Regions from separate parts of the Homo sapiens genome. Here region 1 is linked to region 2. A link is a loop called in an ENCODE intact Hi-C map of the cell type or tissue named here. Cell type or tissue: CD4-positive, alpha-beta T cell. All regions are shown on one strand. Links, peaks and the distances in the headings refer to the core of each region. The heading gives the core; the rest is flanking DNA. Region 1 has its middle 53 kb from the start of RUNX1. Region 2 overlaps RUNX1 (RUNX family transcription factor 1).

Region 1 (5,379 bases), core at 236-5,235, 76 kb after region 2:
ATGTATATTTAGGCCTTTTAATCTCCATGTCTCAAAGCATAAAACTAGTGATGCCATAGATTAGCTCCTCCTTTCCCTGAAATGCAACATGCACTGTACATGCATGCGCTGTACTGTAAAGGAGCATCACATGCATGTAGAGTGTGCAGGGAAGACAGGAAATGAAAATGCATCTCCCTGAGCTGTAGTTGGTTTAGGTAAGAGTTTATGGAAAATACGATTATTGACTGGTATGTATTTCAATGTGTGTTAGGTGGAGTTGCTCATGGACTCTTAGAGTTGAAGTGGAACAGACAGGTCTCCCAGCTCTCCAGCTCTGTTAAACAAGAGAAAGATGCTTGTGATGCCTCAGCTCAACTGTAATGAGGTCAACTCCTATCACTGCCGTTTCATCTCAGTGTTGATTCAGAACGCTTCCAGTTAAGTCCAACGCCCAAATCATCCTCACAAATTCCGTTAAGCCACAGCTCCCTCATCTTACTCTACACCCCCTCAGAGGTTTATTCTCATTCCACCCACTCTTAATTTCCCGCGGTCCTCCCAGAACTTCGGTTCCTCCATTTGCTTTCAGTCCATCTGGATCCACCTGGCTTTACTTCCCTCTTTATCCAGCCCGGCCTCCTTGGTTGCCAGGGTTTGTCAGTTCTCACTGGTAATCTCTCTCCCTCCTTGTCTACTTGTCATTCAGAGCTGGCAAAATTCCACCTGGGAACCCATACATCATTGGCCTTCTCCACTCTCAAGCCTGGGGGCTGAGCCCAGCTGGAGAAAATCACTAAGATCCTTCAACCAGTCCCACCAGGAAGCTCCCGCGGCTGTTCCAAGCTCTTGCCTCTCTCCCATGCTCTGCTTCACTGTCCTCCTGTCTCACAGCAGATTGTCCGGCCTCAGCTTCCTGCCTCAAATGCCCAGATGAATGCATCTGTACCCAGACCCGTTTTTAATTCCTGCTCCTTATTTCCTCTCTCTCCTGCCAATCCCATCAGCCATGCTCTGACCTGCTTTCTCTCCTGCTTCCTCCAGACCTTGTTCCCTCAACCCTCTTCCCTCTCTGCAGTATCCTCATCTCCCTCTCTACTAGGCCTTCCCCTTAGCATAGAAGCACACTTACATGTTTCCTCTGTGTACAAATAAACATAGCAATGAGTTTTAGAAAATGTTCCGTTCAACACGCTTTTCTTGACGTTCTCAATTTCATTGATTTCCAATTCCCCCAACTCCAGGCACACTCTCCTAGGGCCACACCCTGCATATTACCTGGAATTCTTCCTTCTCTGCCAGGATCCCTCTCACTGCCCATAATATTGTGTTATCTTTTGTCATCATTCTGTGTGCCTACTACACCTGTTCTTTGATCTCTTAGGGGCTCCGATTGCTCCATTTCCTTGTTGCCTTCATTCCTATTGCTTAGTGGCCTGGATCTCATGGCTCTTGCCTTGAAGCCATGAAGCTCATGGCTTCAGCCTCTGTCTGTCTACATCTTCTTTCCCATTCTCATTTTTCCACCACACTCACTGGTAAACTCCATCCCTGGATTAATACAACCATCCACCCTTCCTACACCTGGACTACTGGTGAAGCTCACATACCATGAGGGTTGGTGCCCTATGCAGCTATAGCCTCCAGCTTGAACTGGAAGCTCAGCTATATCCCACTCTCCTTCCACAGGTCCCATAATACCTTCCTCTTCCATTCCCCTAAATCATTGTTTCTCTACAGTCTTCAAATCCCCCTTGGAACTATCTCTTCTCTTTCTTTTAGGGGGTGACAGGTCTTCTTAATACTCCAATTAATGAAAACTGACTCAAAGTGACACCTTCAGTGCTCTGTCTCAAGCACTGGTTACAGATGGACCTACTCTCAGAGCCCTGAAATTTCCATGGAAAAAGTGATACCCACTTCTCACAGCTAATGTTCCCACATGGACTCCAGTTCCTATCCCCTACTTGCATCCTTCAGGGTCATGCCTTATTAATCATCTCATTATCTTTCATTTCTAGTAACTTTCGTTCTATTGCCTCTTCCCTCTAAGCACATATAATAACTATGTTTAAATCTCCATCCACAAACCAAATTAAAAATAAGAACAAAGCACAAAATTCATCCTTGATCTTATATCTTTCTATACTGTCCACTTTCTCTTTTGCTTCCATCACAGGCAAATTTTTGGAATTAATTAATGCTCTCCCTCATCTCATAAACCTTCTGGGGACCTTGTTTCTGTTCCAGCATGCCACTCAAACTATCTTTAAATTACTGGGACTTTCCTATTCTCATGCACATTTGTTTCATGTTCTTCAACTTCTACAGGTGCTTTGTTGGGAGAAATTATCTCCTAGATTTCTATGATAGTTTACTCCAGGTTAACTCTTTCCTCCTCCCACCATTTCTTCTCATGATCTTCAACAGGTTTCTCTTCCTCTGCTTTTCTTTAAAGTGTTTCTCAATCCAAGAGCCCTATCGGAATCCTGCAAAACCTACCACTGAGTTCTCCTTGATGAAGTGTTTCCTAAATGAATCCCTTAACCAATTGAACTCTCTCATTTAGAGATACCCAATACTATGGAAATTTACCATCCTGATCATCATTTGTTCTTTGTATACTTTCCTTATCTGGCCCATGAGTTCCTCATGAGCAGGGTCATGGCCCTATGTCTGGTTGTGGCTTACAGAGAAGACAGCCAGTCAGTACTTGTTTAATGTAACCCAGTTGAGCTGTTATCCTTTCTCTCTGTTGTCTGTTTACATTATATATTAGCTGCCCTTACAGAAGATCTGTCCTGCCTTTGTTCTTTTACTTGACTCTCATTTTAGGTCTTAGCAAATTTTGCAAACTTCTTTGAAGCACAAAGATTCTCAACACTATTTCTTACTTGCATTTATGTTCATCTTCTTTCCTTTTTTTTTTTTTTTTTGTACAAGTGTTCTTACGTCTGACTTTACCAGAGAATTTCCTGTTTGGCTACCTCTTGAGATACTTCCCCATTTTCTTCCCAGTCGGGATTGTGCTATGAACAAGGACCCTTCCCTCTCCAGACTTGTTTCATGCTCACGTCTTAGAATTCCACCAATCTTTGCTCTAAGCTTTTAGAGTTCTGCCTCCTCAAAAGGCGGTCACCCACCTGACAATACCCAGCTCACCCATGGTTGGCTGTGGGAGGCTCTAGAGTAACCTGCTCCTTTTATCTCCAGGGCCCCCGTCACTTCCTCCTTGGTTAGAATAGATCCAGAGAAGCAGCTCTGCCTCGCTTCCTCTTTGGACTGAAGTCGATTTCTAGCAGCTGTCCCTGTGGGCTCCCTGCACCCGGGCCCCTCCCTCTGCAGTCACCCAACCTCTCTGGCAGCATCTGTGCTGTTTGATCCATGCCTGGAAAACATCAGTGCTTCCTCCATCTGGATGGGTGGTCTCCAGCATCGTCCCACTCTCCCTCCCTCCTTTAATCTTCAACCAAACTCTCTGTGCACATTCTTCCATCATGGTCACACATTTCACTCCAGGTGTATATGGCTTTGACTGGCTTAGCTATTGATCCTATTTCTTTTGAACATGGCATTTCCTAGACCTTGGTGTTCTAGGCCAATTAAAAACCTGCTTCCTTATATCCTGGTGAGGGCAAATAATGGTGTTTACCTTCCTGCATTAATATCCAACATGCATTTTATTTGTTAACTATATTTTATCCCTACTCATTTGGTACATGAACATAATCACTCATTCTGTGCCTCTTCAAGTTATTCCTGACTGTGAATTACTTGACACCACTAGTATTATTTTTCTCTGTAAACTTTCCCAATATTTATTTGATACTACACATTTTGCAGAACAAAGCCTCGATTATTTTTATTCTTTATTTTTTAATTTTGACTTTTAAAGTTCCTTATTTTCTATTTATTATTCTATTGTTCTATACAACAAAGTTAATTATTACTGTTAACTTTTTTAAAAAAAAACTTTTAAGTTCAAGGGTACAAGTGCAGGTTTGTTACACAGGTCAACTTGTGTCATAGGGGTTTGTTGTACAGATTATCTTATCACCCAGGTATTAAGCCTACTACCCAACAGTTATTTTTCCTGATTGTCTCCCTCCTCCTACCTTCCAAACTCCAAAAGGCCCCATTGTGTGTTGTTTCTTTCTGTGTGTCCATGTGTCCTCATCACTTAACTCCCACTTATAAGTGAGAACTTGTGGTATTTGGTTTTCCATTCCTGTGTTAGTTTGCTAAGGATAATGGCCTCCAGCTCTATCCATGTCCCTGCAAAGGACATGATCTTGTTCTCTTTTATGGCTGCGTAGTATTCCATCATGTATATGTACCATATTTTCTTTATCCAGACTATTATTTATGGACATTTAGGTTGATTCCATGTCTTTGCTATTGTGAATAGTGTTGAATAACTTAGTTCAGCCATTGTGGAAGACAGTGTGACATTTCCTCAAAGACTTAAAAACGGAAATACCATTCAACCCAGCAATCCCATTACTGGGTAAATACCTAAAGGGAGAACATTATTTTTTATTACTATTATTATTTGACCATTTTGGGAGGTTATCTTCACGATTTATACATGATTTTCAGGAACCCCTATTTCAGTACAATAATTTATGATGCAGAAAATTAAATCCCGTCCTGAGGATAATAGTAATAGTAGTATTAGTGGCAACAGCACTAGCAATAGTAGTAGTTATTCTATTAAATATCCAATACATATTTATTAAGCACCTATTATGGGCCAAGCACCCTGTTATATGTAGGGGAGAAAACAGTGGAATACATTCAAACTGTCCCTGACCCAGTGGAGTCTGCTGTCTCCTGAGGGGCTCACATATTCACATGAATAAAAATAAAAGTTAGACCTATGGTACAGGCATGGCAGAGGCTACTGGTCACCCCCCACTAACCCAATCCATCTGTAGATTTTTAGGGGTAGAACCTCTGAGGTAGCTGGACTCATGGCTGCTCAGCCAGAGACAGAGGCCATATCTCCCTCTTAACTGAGAGGGAGCATTCTATTTAATAAGCACTTCTACTGCACTCCCTGACCGCTAGCCACTGTCCTAAGTCCTTTAAGCATACTAGCTCGTCTTATCTTCTTGAGAACACTTTGAGGTAGACAGATGAGGAAACAAAGGAACAGAGAGGTTGAATATTTTAAGTCACACATCTCTTTTTCTTAGAGATGAAGTCTCACTCTGTTGCCCAGGCTGGAGTGCACTGGCATAATCTTGGCTCACCGTCACCTCCATCTCCTGGGTTCAAGAAATTCTCCAGCATCAGCCTCCCGAGTAGCTGGGACTACAGGTGCGCCCCACCATGCCTGGCTAATTTTTGTATTTTTAGTAGAGAAGAGGTTTCACCATGATGACCAGGCTGGTCTCG
Region 2 (5,379 bases), core at 175-5,174:
TACAAATCAATAAACAAATAAATATTTAGCCTGGCACATATCTGCACAGCAAAAGACTGTATTTCCCAGCCTACTTTACAGCTAGGTGCCTCCATATGTTTGTTTACGTTCTGGTCAATGATTTGTCAGCAGGAGTGTCTGGGCAAATTTCAGATCCTGCTCTTCAAGGGAAAGAGTAGATCTTCCCCTTCCATATTCTCTCTTGCTGCTGGCTGGAATGTGGATGTGATGTTGGGGGCTGGAGCACCCATTTTGAGCCATGAGGTAAATGCCAGGCATTGCAGAAGGCAGCCCATCAGGGTAGCAGAAACCTGGTTCTTTGTGATTGTGAAGATGCCATGCCAATCTACTGAGACTTCTACAAGAGAGAGAAACACACTTCTATCTTGTTTAAGCCCTGATAATTTGGAATCTCTCTCTCATAGCAACCTAACCAATACCCTAATACAACACAATGTCTTTATGTGTGTGCTATTAGTAATCAGAGCATGTCTGTGGTAAAAGTAGACCTCTGGGCATTCTTCAAAAGACTTAGAACTGACTTTTAACTCACTTTCTGCATCCCATCCTTTTAACTTCTCAGAAAGTGAGGATCAGTTATATAGTTAGGTTCCTGCCCTGAAAGTACTACAGTATGACAGCACCAGGCTTTTATTTTCTTTTTAACTAGGTGTGACTAATTTGGAGATTACTTTTTAAACATACACCTAAGATGTTGTAGCTAATACTGCCTCTTCCATCCTAGTCACTTTGCAACTTGACATTCTTTTCTAGTGATGATGAAATTCTCAGCATCCAGTTAGAATTCATACAATGGTGCATATGCTTTAGAATAGCCTCAATGTCTGGAATATAAGTGATGGGTCTGATTTTTAGAAACAGCCAGAAGGCATTTAAGATCAAGACTGGTGACAAATAAGGTGACCAAGGAAGCTTGACAATACCTGTCTTGTTCAAAAATGAGGTGTGATTTAAAAGTAAGGAGGATTTACTTGTTTAGCCAATAAACTAACTCTGAAAGTCATTTCAAAAAAGCAGATCCGAAGATGTTTAAAGTAATAATGGTGCTGTTAGAATGGTGCTCCCTCTCCCTCCCAGGGGATGACTTTGAAGGACACTACAATAACAGATGTGTAAATTCTGAAATATATGGCTAAAATGAGGTTTATTATTTTCTAGTCACCACTTAGACATCTTTTAGTCATTTGTTTATGACAGTTTATAAATGAGAAAGAAGTCCATTTAAAATATCTCCATGAGGACCTCAAGGTAAATAATAGGAATCGATCATTCATCAATCTGGCCTGGCCCCGGCCCACTGAAGAAAGTTCCTTCTTGAGTGCATTCAAAGCTCTCATGGTCCAGCCCTGTTCAACCTGAGCAGCATCCTATCTGCTCCTCCCCCAGACGTTCCGATGCCCTGCACCAGATTCAAGAGAGAGCCAAGTTCCCCAACAGGCTATGCACGTGGCTATTAACACCCAGCACACGCTATCCCTGGCCAGCTCTCTCCTTCTTCCCTAAGAATTAAACATTCTTTGGCCTGAGTTTTCCTCCTTTATGTCACCATAAAGTTGAGTTATTCATTATTAGGGTCTATACATGAGTAGCCAAAATATACGGGTCTCTATATTTAGGTCAAGGGGCCTTCAGCAGGAGAACATGAATAATTAGGAGTGAGGCCATGAGACAGAGGAAGAAAAGCTCATAGGAATGGGAAGACAGCCTCTCAGATGAGAGGTGTGCGGAGTGATTGCTGTGAGGAATTGCTCAATAGGAAAGTTAGCCAACCTGAGGACGTTTCTAGGGGAGGAAAAGGGAAACTCATATGGTTCTCTGCTAATTCTTAAAAATAAGGTAGATTCTTACTCATCTAGGGTGCTTGCTCGTTATGAACACAGGAAGATTAAGGAATGAGTATGGACTGTTTCTACTCTATGTTTTCGGACAAGAAGAATAATAAAAAAGCACTGGGTAGCTGGAACAACTGCAGAGGCCCCAACAATGATGGAGACTTTCTGGTGCACCGTGGCACAGGGGTCTCTTCCAAAGGGACTCAATCAACCCCAACAGGCATCATCTTCTGTGACTCAAGATGTCCTTTTTAGGAGTGCTTGTACTTTTTAATGCTCAGAGAAGTTCGTATTACTGATTCGGGAACACTGAGTTTTTCAGCTCCTGTAAAACTATTTTCAGGTTTATTTTCAAGTACATTCTTTACCTCGGGGGGTCAAATCTTTTGGTTTCCAGTGAATATCGTGGTTATACCTGTGGTTACCCACTGACTTCTCATCTGCCTAGCTTATCTGATAACAGGCAAATGGGGAAAGAGGCTTTAATACCCCTCAAAAGGGGAAGATTGATAATTAGTTATTCACCGCATAGAATCAGGCCAGGTCAACTCTCTCCAAGAAGAAAAGCAATCTGGATATTGCACTTTGGGGTCCCTTTTCATTTTGGCATTACAGGCCTCATGAGGATGTAGTCTTTCTGTATTTCTTTCTTTCTTTTTAAATTGTTATTTATTTATTTATTTTAACCAGGTCAAAGCATTACATACTGCAGAAGAGAAAGCAACTTCAGCTTCTCTTAAACGGTGTCATTTTCATGACAGCTCGTAAATTTTGGCCTCCTATGGGTCCAGGATCTGCGCGCATCCGCCCGGGGACTTGTTGGTGGATCCATCCCTCATGGCGGAGCAGCAAGGGGATCCTTTAGAAAAAGCAATGGGCGAAGTAACTGAAAGAGCGACGCAGAAAGCAACAGCCAGAAACGGCGGGGACGCGAGCGGCCCAGACAGGAAGGGAGGCGGTGGCGCAGCTCTGGTGCGCAGCGCGCCGCAGCGACGGAACTTCTGCAAAAGCTGCCTGCCCGCGCGTTATCAGCGGCGCGCAGGCCTGTGGTTTTCTCGCTCTCGCAACCCTGCTTTAACTGCCGGTTTATTTTTCGACAAACAGGATGCCTCCATCTGAGGCTGTCAGCATCCCAGGCTCTTTGAAAGAAAAGAAGTAGAGCGGCCCCACCCTAGAGGCAAGGACGGGGTCTGTGTCAAGAGGCTTCCCAGAGAAGTGAAAACTCTGCAGGTGCAGCCGCTGGGAGAGCATCAAGAAGGGCAGGGTGGAGGGGCAGGGGGCGAAGGGAGGGGGTGAAGCCCGCACCCTACCCCCACATGAAACTGATTCCACTACCCCATCTCTGCAAGCGTCCAGAGGCAGAGAGGCCAACATTTCGGGGACAGCTTGGAGGCGGGAGATTTAGGCAGGGCTCCTTAAACTTTTATGTGCATGAAAATCAGGCCAATCACGGGGCTCTTGAGCAAATGGGGACGATGATTCAGCAGGTCTGGGCTGAGGCCTCAGATTCTGCACTTCTAACAAGTTCCCAGGTGGTAGTGATGCTGCCAGTCCAAAGACCACACTGTGAATAGCAAGGCGTCGTCGGGACAGTCTGCTTTAGAGTAAAACCTAATAGATGTGCAAATATTTAAACCAAGCTGTATTTATTCCTGAGGCCCTGGTTTAACTGGAGCCACCTTGCTAATGGAAAATGGAAAATGAAATTCCTTTAGGTTCCAAAGGGAAGGAAAGTTTGAAATGGTTAAGGTATTTAAAAAATCCTAGTTGGGAGTGGCCTTGGGGATTCGGGAGAGTTGAAGTTAGGTTCTGAGCCAAGAGATGGGGGAGGAAGGGTGGGATGTGGCAAATAAATATAAACACACACACACAAACCCCAGCCCAACCACAGGTTCTTTCCTATCAATGAAACATTTGCATCTTGCAGGTAGAACTCACACGTGTCCACATTTTTCAGAAGTTGAATGGTTTTGTGTAATGGTACAGAATTTGGAGCCCATATTTGAATATTCTAGATCCAATGTTATCTCAGACTGGCTTTAGGATCTTGTGGCCTACATTTAAAAATGCATGTTTCTGAGTCATGTTTAATTAGTAGTAGTATCTGAGAACTGAGAGACTAGACTAAGAAATCCATGGTATATGAATAAAATCTCCAGACAGCAGCTAGAACATAGAGGTCCCTCCAGAGGCAGTGCCAGTTGTCAGCTGTAAAAATAGGTTCTGCTCAGTTTTGCTTAGGCCTGAAGTTTCCTGAAGATTTCATTTAGACTTCATCAAAACCAGTCAAAGACTTCCTGTTACAGAAAGGTTCTTAAAGTATGGCTGGGACTACAGGGCTATTAAGATGCAGATTCTTGGGCCTCTCTGCCTCACTCATCATGGTTTCTCAGGGTGGGTGCCGGGAACCTGCATTTTAACAAACGCTTTGAGGATTCTTATGTACTGCCAAGTTTAGGAGTCCCTGGTCTGCAGGTTTAAGTTCAACCTTCTCACTGCAGCATTCAAAGACCTGGCTTCAATTTTGCTGTTCACAGGCGAGCCTCAGTGACTTCCTCACTGCCCTCTGAGCACTCCTGGAGCCACCTGGCTGCCTCATTCATTTCTTCTCCTCTGTCTTTCCCCAGCCCTGGAATAAAATGACTTCCATCTTCCTCTCCGAACTCTCTTCAGATCATGGCTTCCCACTCAGCAAGCAGTTACTTTCCTGGTCTGCCACTGCTGTGGTATTAATGATAGGCCACTCGATTCTCATTTTGTTGACTGAATATTTCTCATGCTTAGGCTTTGCCTCCCTGACCAGACAGTAAGTTCTCTGAAGCCATTTCATGCTATATAATCTTTATGTTCAAGACTACTTTCTAACGCAGTGTCATGTCCACATGGATCATTCAGTAAATTTACCGATGGCTTATCTATCACCAACATGTTTTACAGAGTGTTATTAAGCAGGGACACTCTCTATGGGTCTAGGATCAGAAGAAGCTGGGAAGAGAAATGGGGTAGTGGTGAGAGTGTCATGAGAATCTGGTTATACAGTCATCAAAGACACAGAGGAAGTGGGAAAAAGGGAGTGTAGACCCCTAGCTCATCTGTCTGCAGTGTGAATTGGAGAGGGGTTCCTTTTTGTTTAATATAGTTAATTTTCCACTTGAAATCAAGGTCACCAAACCTATGAGCCAAACGATGGATGCTTGCCCTTCACACTCACTGCCTAGTGATGGAGCTCTTGGTGGCCTCTCTCCACCATCTCTGCTCCACCATCTCTTCCACTCTGGCTGGCTTCCCTTCTTCCTTTCTGCCTGATGGGTTGTCAACTCAAATGCCCAACTCCAAGCTCAAGTTAAAGGAAATTTCAAGTGTATTACATATAATGAAGCAGACTGAAAGAACAGTAGTATACTAGTAAGTTAGCTTAACATGGTTTAGTGGAAAGCAGCCAATACACCTCAGTTCTGATCCTAACACAGCTAGCATCATTGGCCGTGTCACCTTGGTTTTCTTCTTTAGCCTTTCTGAGCTTCAA

Evidence for each region. A loop is a pair of places that touch in the nucleus more often than their neighbours do. Peaks named below come from ENCODE experiments on the same cell type or tissue, not always from the same donor. Only the 100,000 strongest peaks of a DNase experiment are listed, where the experiment ranks them.
Region 1: a loop joins it to region 2, with 13 times the contacts of the local background. A loop is called at or near these places in 1 of 110 quality-filtered maps.

Annotation. Positions count from the first base shown.
Region 1 is chr21:35,100,006-35,105,384 of GRCh38, forward strand. No RefSeq gene overlaps it. Among named protein-coding and RNA genes, the nearest start is that of RUNX1, 53 kb to the left of the region's middle. RefSeq lists a silencer at 5,226-5,379. In CD4-positive, alpha-beta T cell, for the core only: no CTCF peak of the experiment used is centred there; a DNase peak (open chromatin) is centred at 3,186.
Region 2 is chr21:35,024,014-35,029,392 of GRCh38, forward strand. The region is part of intron 2 of RUNX1 (RUNX family transcription factor 1); the gene reads right to left. Among named protein-coding and RNA genes, the nearest start is that of RUNX1-IT1, 13 kb to the right of the region's middle. RefSeq lists enhancers at 2,659-3,161, 2,815-2,959 and a cis regulatory region at 2,878-2,895. In CD4-positive, alpha-beta T cell, for the core only: no CTCF peak of the experiment used is centred there; DNase peaks (open chromatin) are centred at 2,858, 3,338, 3,728, 4,138 and 1 weaker place; H3K4me3 peaks cover 1,823 bases; H3K27ac peaks cover 4,707 bases.